Linked DNA regions of Homo sapiens: region 1 is linked to region 2. Evidence: chromatin loops called from intact Hi-C (ENCODE). Cell type or tissue: PC-3. All regions are shown on one strand. Links, peaks and the distances in the headings refer to the core of each region. The heading gives the core; the rest is flanking DNA. Region 1 has its middle 18 kb from the start of CYB5D2. Region 2 overlaps ZZEF1 (zinc finger ZZ-type and EF-hand domain containing 1).

What was found. Hi-C counts contacts between places; a loop is a spot of excess contacts. Peaks named below come from ENCODE experiments on the same cell type or tissue, not always from the same donor. Only the 100,000 strongest peaks of a DNase experiment are listed, where the experiment ranks them.
Region 1: it touches region 2 in a loop (8-fold over the local background); 2 of 110 quality-filtered maps call a loop at or near these places.

What each region holds. Positions count from the first base shown.
Region 1 is chr17:4,159,651-4,162,564 of GRCh38, forward strand. No RefSeq gene overlaps it. Among named protein-coding and RNA genes, the nearest start is that of CYB5D2, 18 kb to the left of the region's middle. In PC-3, for the core only: no CTCF peak of the experiment used is centred there; a DNase peak (open chromatin) is centred at 1,791; H3K27ac peaks cover 1,390 bases.
Region 2 is chr17:4,108,617-4,111,530 of GRCh38, forward strand. It overlaps ZZEF1 (zinc finger ZZ-type and EF-hand domain containing 1), which reads right to left. Exons shown (of 55, transcript NM_015113.4): 6 at 1,037-1,247. Among named protein-coding and RNA genes, the nearest start is that of ZZEF1, 33 kb to the right of the region's middle. In PC-3, for the core only: no CTCF peak of the experiment used is centred there; a DNase peak (open chromatin) is centred at 1,765; H3K27ac peaks cover 1,620 bases.

The DNA of each region.
Region 1 (2,914 bases), core at 277-2,776, 51 kb after region 2:
TAGACGCACTTTCCCTGCTCCATGGCTGTGCTCATATCACAGTGGGCTCTTACCATGAACTTCCTATCAACCTCTTGCACTGGACCTCAGACACTCTGAGGACAGAGCCCCAGTGTGATTCAGCTCCATACCCCTATATCCACATGACTCAGCTCCGTACCCCTATATCCACGACTCAGCTCCATATCCCTATATCCACAACTCAGCTCCGTACCCCTATATTCACATGACTCAGCTCCGTACCCCTATATCCACATGACTCAGCTATGTACCCCTATATCCACATGACTGAGCTCTGTACCCCTATAATCCACGACTGTCCGTACCCCTATATCCACATGACTCAGCGCCGTACCCCTATATCCACATGACTCAGCGCCGTACCCCTATATCCACATGACTCAGCTCTGTACCCCTATAATCCACATGACTCAGCGCCGTACCCCTATATCCACGACTCAGCTCCGTACCCCTATATCCACATGACTCAGCTCCGTACCCCTATAATCCACATGACTCAGCTCCGTACCCCTATATCCACGACCCAGCTCCGTACCCCTATAATCCACATGACTCAGCTCCGTACCCCTGTATCCACATGACTCAGCGCCGTACCCCTGTATCCACGACTCGGCTCCATACCCCGATATCCACGACTCGGCTCTGTGCCCCTATATCCACAACTCAGCGCTGTACCCCTACATTCACGCAACTCAGCTCCGTACCCCTATAATCCACTTTACTCAGTGCCGTACCCCTATAATCCACATTACTCAGCGCTGTACCCCTATATCTACATGACTCAGAGCCTTACCCCATATCCATGTGACTCAGCTCCTCACCCCTATATCCACGTGACTCAGCACCATGCCCCTATAATCCACTTTACTCAGCGCTGTACCCCTATATCCACCGCACCTAGCGTGTGGGAAGTTCGTGCAGAGTTGTTTCTTTTTTTGAGACAGGGTCTTACTCTGTTGCCCAGGCTGGAGTGCAGTGGCGTGATCATAGCTCACTGCAGCCTTGACCTCCCGGGCTCAAAAAGATTCTGCCACTTCAGCCTCCCGAGTAGCTGGGATGATGGGCACGTACCAGCATGCCCGGCTAGTTTTTTATTTTTGTAGAGATGGGGTTTTACCTTGTTGCCCAGCCTGGTCTCCAACTCCTGGGCTCAAGCAATCTGCCCACCTCGGCCTCCCAAAGTGCTGGGATTACAGGCGTGAGCCACCGCACTTTTTGGAGATAAGGCAATAAAGGCACATAGAACTTAAGTCACTGAGCATGGACCTGAGCCTAGAACTCAAAGCTCTGGATGCCTGATTCGGTGCCATTTTCACTCCTCCATATTTCTGTATGTCTCTGCCCTCCCTGGGGCAGGACCAGGAGCAGACAGAAAGAAGAGCTGAAATTAGGATTTTCTTCTGAGTTCTAGGCAGTCCCTGAGCTCAGTGCTGAGACTTCTCTATTAACCAGAAACAGCCCCCAACTCCATGCTAACTGGAAACTAGTTACTGCCCATGATTTAGTCCTCCTTAGTCATTCAGCAAATAACTTACCAAGAACCTACTATGTGCCAGGCATCACGTTAGGGTTGGGTGGTCGAGGAAGCAAGGCTTCCGACCTCAGGGGGCTTATAGTATGGTGGAATAAACCCAGTAGAGCAGCCAGAGGCTGTCCTTGCGGTAGGAATGCAGGGAGAGTGTGAGGGCCAGGTCCCAAGATGTTCTGATCCTTCAAAAAACAAACAAACAAAAAGGAGCATTAGTCATTCCAGCCAGCTGCGGGCTCTGGCCGTGCCTAGAGGGTACCTGATCTCTGACTGATGCAAGAGCCCTGCGTGCAGGCTCCAGGACAGACTTGGCTGGCTTCAGCAGCCTGCTCTGTTCCTTGCTCAGTTGAGAATTCATTTCCTTTTTGATACTTACCTTATGGTACTTACCTTCCTACTTAATCTGGTAACACATCTCTCATGTCAGGGCAAAGGATTCAGCAAAGAATTAGGTTCAGCAAGAGTAGGTTGTCATTTTAATGGCCTGAAGGGCTCAGCCATGAGAAGCTGGTAATTACTGGAGAAATGCCTGGCCTTTCCCTCTCCAGTACAGGTGGCCCTGGGCAAAACCATGGGGGAGGAAGGGCAAGGCCCTGATGGAAGCCACAGATAAGCTCAGCTTAGGCTGAGCATGCAGTTAGACTTGCTGGCAGAAGGAAGGGAAGGAGAAAACATACATATTGGGCAACTATGCTGGGCCAGGCCTTGTTCTCATTTAATCTCTATGCCTGCCTTGAGAAGTTCCCATTTTATGGCCCAGAAAAGGGGCATAAATATCTCCCCACCTCTTCTAATAGTTACATCAACCGTCGGGTGACAGAGCTGGGCTTTGTGATGCGAGTCTGATCTCTGCCACACCAGTGAGCACAGTGTCAAGGCAAAGCCTTTGCAGCTGCACTCCACTCCAACATTGTGAAGGAGGCCGGGCGCTTATAATCCCAGCACTTTGGGAGCCCAAGGTGGGCGGATCTCTTGAAGCCAGGAGTTCGATGGAGGCCAGCCCGGCCAACATGGTGAAACCCCATCTCTACTAAAATACAAAAATTAGCTGGGTGTGGTGGTACGCATCTGCAGTCCTAGCTACTGGGGAGGTGGAGGCTGCAGTGAGCCGAGATCACACCACTGCACTCCAGCCTGGGCGACAGAGAGAGACTCTCCCAAAACAAACAAACAAAACCCAAAAATAAAGAAGTCATCTTGAAAGAAGTTTCAACATTTGCCTTTTCATTCTGAGATTACAGTTTTCTATAAACATCTAAGAGTGAAGAGTCTGACGTTTTTTGGTCACAGCTGAGCCACTGCGTGACCCCCGCCCCGCCCCACACTCACTTTGCTCTAGGCAAAGCTGTACTCTGAAAGCTGGCC
Region 2 (2,914 bases), core at 268-2,767:
TCAATGGTTGTCAGTAAATGTTCTTGTTTACAGGAAATACACACTAAAGCAGCAGGAACGATGGGGCACAGGCAGGCAAATTACTCTCTAATGACTGAGGAAGAAATAAAAATTATTTGTTAAATGTAAACTTGCAGTGCTTCTCTAAGTATGAAATAATTTAGTGAGAATACATGCTACAACAGGAAGAAAGAACAAGGTATGGCCAACTATTAACCTTCAGAGCAGCAGTGTTATTTGCTAACAGTTTTACTCAATAGTGCTAACAAATCTCAAAAGATGTCTAGAGAACAAAATATTAGCAATCTCTTTTTGGCTGATACTCTCACCGCCTACACTATAGGTACCTATTATCAGTTACTGAATCTGCACAATACTAATATTTCAGTGCTGCTATAGCTGGTTGTATTTGTCTTATATGTTACTATTTGGTCTTTTTGCCCTAATGATTTTTTTTCAAAAGTACTCTACATTTCAAAAGAAATTAATTTAGTACCCTGAAAAGATTTCACTCATTCGTGGAAAGAGCCCTCAACTGATCCATTACTGCAGCCTGGTCTTGTGACTTCAGGAAAGGTCACAACATCTGCGTCTATAAAATGGGGTGATTTTCACAGGTACACTTCAGTGTCAGTAGGTAAAATAATAGACTGCATCTGAAAGGGCTTTATCCAACATCAAATCCTATAGAAACATGAGCAATTACTTCCCAATGGACAAGGAACAGGCACAGCATAAGTGACCTCCTCACAAGACTGGTCCACTTAGTGAGCTGATGAAGAACACTGTAGGAACTGTGTGACGAGGAGCAGGAAGGTGGAATGGGCACTTTTTCAGTCTGTAAAGTCAGAACGTCAATCAAAGAGAGATACACTGTGGAGCTGAGTGGCACGAACAGGAAACACTAGGGCACCTGAGGCCGAGCTGACTGAGCCACAACGATCAATGATGGAAGGCTGCTCAGTGATACGCCCTAAAGGATGATGGGAGAATGAGGGCATGTTGAGGGGGCTGGAACATAGAGAGAATGACTTACTGAGTATTGTGCAGCACTGTCTGGACAAAGGCGGGATTTGTCTCCATAGAAGCCGTCACCAGAGATGTCAGCAGAGACCAATACCATATTGCAGAAGCATCTGAGACTGAGACCCCAGACTTCTTAACTCTCTGAAAGCCAACAGCCCTGAGACCATGAATTCTAGTGTCGCAGCCATCGCTAAGACAACGCTTTATGTTAATCTGGACATCTGTCGAGCACAAACAAAAAATTCAGTATTGGATTAACTTCTTTAGGCAAATGCTGGGCTCCCAACTAAAAGCAAAATAGTAATAGACATTTTGAAAAGAAAATTCTGAAGGTACACTTTGATGACAGAAATAAATAGCATGTGCAATGGAACTAGTATATAATAAATTTGTCAAAAAGCTTTGACAAATCTAAGAAATCATAAGAATAATATGTAAAATTAAGGGTGATTTAAGTCTTTACAACAAAACTTCTTAGGAACTTAGGAGTCTTGAAAAAACTACACAAAGAACATTTTAAAACAAGCCTGTCTGAATACATGGTAAGAACATTTCTAGAATTCTTCCTAGGATTCTGAAATTTGGATTAAGTTATAGAACAGTGGCTGGCTTACAAGCAATTGTGAGAATTTATTTTTAATAATCAAATCCAAACAGATGACACAGACATGACTCACTTTTAAGAGATGTCACAATTTCTTATTTGGGTCAGAGGAGAGAAGGTAAGAATTTAAAAAGGACACAACTTAGAGAAAAGATCACAATATAAGACAGGAAGCTTCTAACCCACAGGCCTAACTACTTATTTGCTAGGGGTGAGACACAAAGACTCTACCTCCCTAGGCCTCAGTTCCTTTGAGCAAAGAACACTTCTTTTGGCCCAGGAAAGCATTAGAAGAAATGAGATAAAACATGAAGCATTCCGGCTCCCTGAACGAAATAAGCCCAGAAAGCAATCACAGAATTGTGATTATTTCCAAAATGCTATGTTTAAAGCAAGGTTATAATGGTATAAAATTGGAAACAATCTAAATGTCCAAGAATGAGGGGTGGGTTAAAATTACGGCTTTTTTTTTTTTTTTTTTTGAGATGGAGTCTTGCTCTGTTCACCCAGGCTGGAGGAGTGCAGTGGCACAATCTCAGCTCACTGCAACCTCCGCCTCCTGGGTTCAAGTGATTCTCCTGCCTCAGCCTCCCAAGTAGCTGGGATTACAGGCATGCGCCACCACGCCCGGCTAATTTTTGTATTTGGTAGAGACGGAGTTTCACCATGTTGGCCAGGCTGGTCTAGAACTCCTGACCTCAAGTGACCTGCATGCCTCAGCCTCCCAAAGTGCTGGGATTGGAGGTGTGAGCCACTGCACCCAGCCAATTACGGCATATTTTTACAACACTAAATAAGGATATTCGTGAATATAACACACTCTAAAAAATTACAAAAGAACATGCAAAGAATATCAACATTTTTGTAAAAAGATATGTATAGATTTATGTGAACAGATACATACAGCTCTATTTTTTAGGAAAAAAGGTGTGTAGATATGTGTGCATATATGTGTGTGTATGTAAACCATACACACACTTACACACACAAATACACACACACACGGAAAGGTCTGCAAGGATCCACATCAAGGCAATCATAGTAACAATCCCTGGGTAGTAGGATTTGAGTATTTTTGTTTATATTTTTCTAATTTTCCAATATGAAAATGTGAATAAAATTATTTTTAATGGGCCAGTGCAGTGACTCATGCCTGTAATCCCAGCACTGTGGAAGGCCGAGGCGGGCGGATCATGAGGTCAGTAGTTCGAGACCAGTCTGTCCAACATAGTGAAACCCCGTCTCTACTAAAAATACAGAAAATTAGGTGGGTATGGTGGTGTG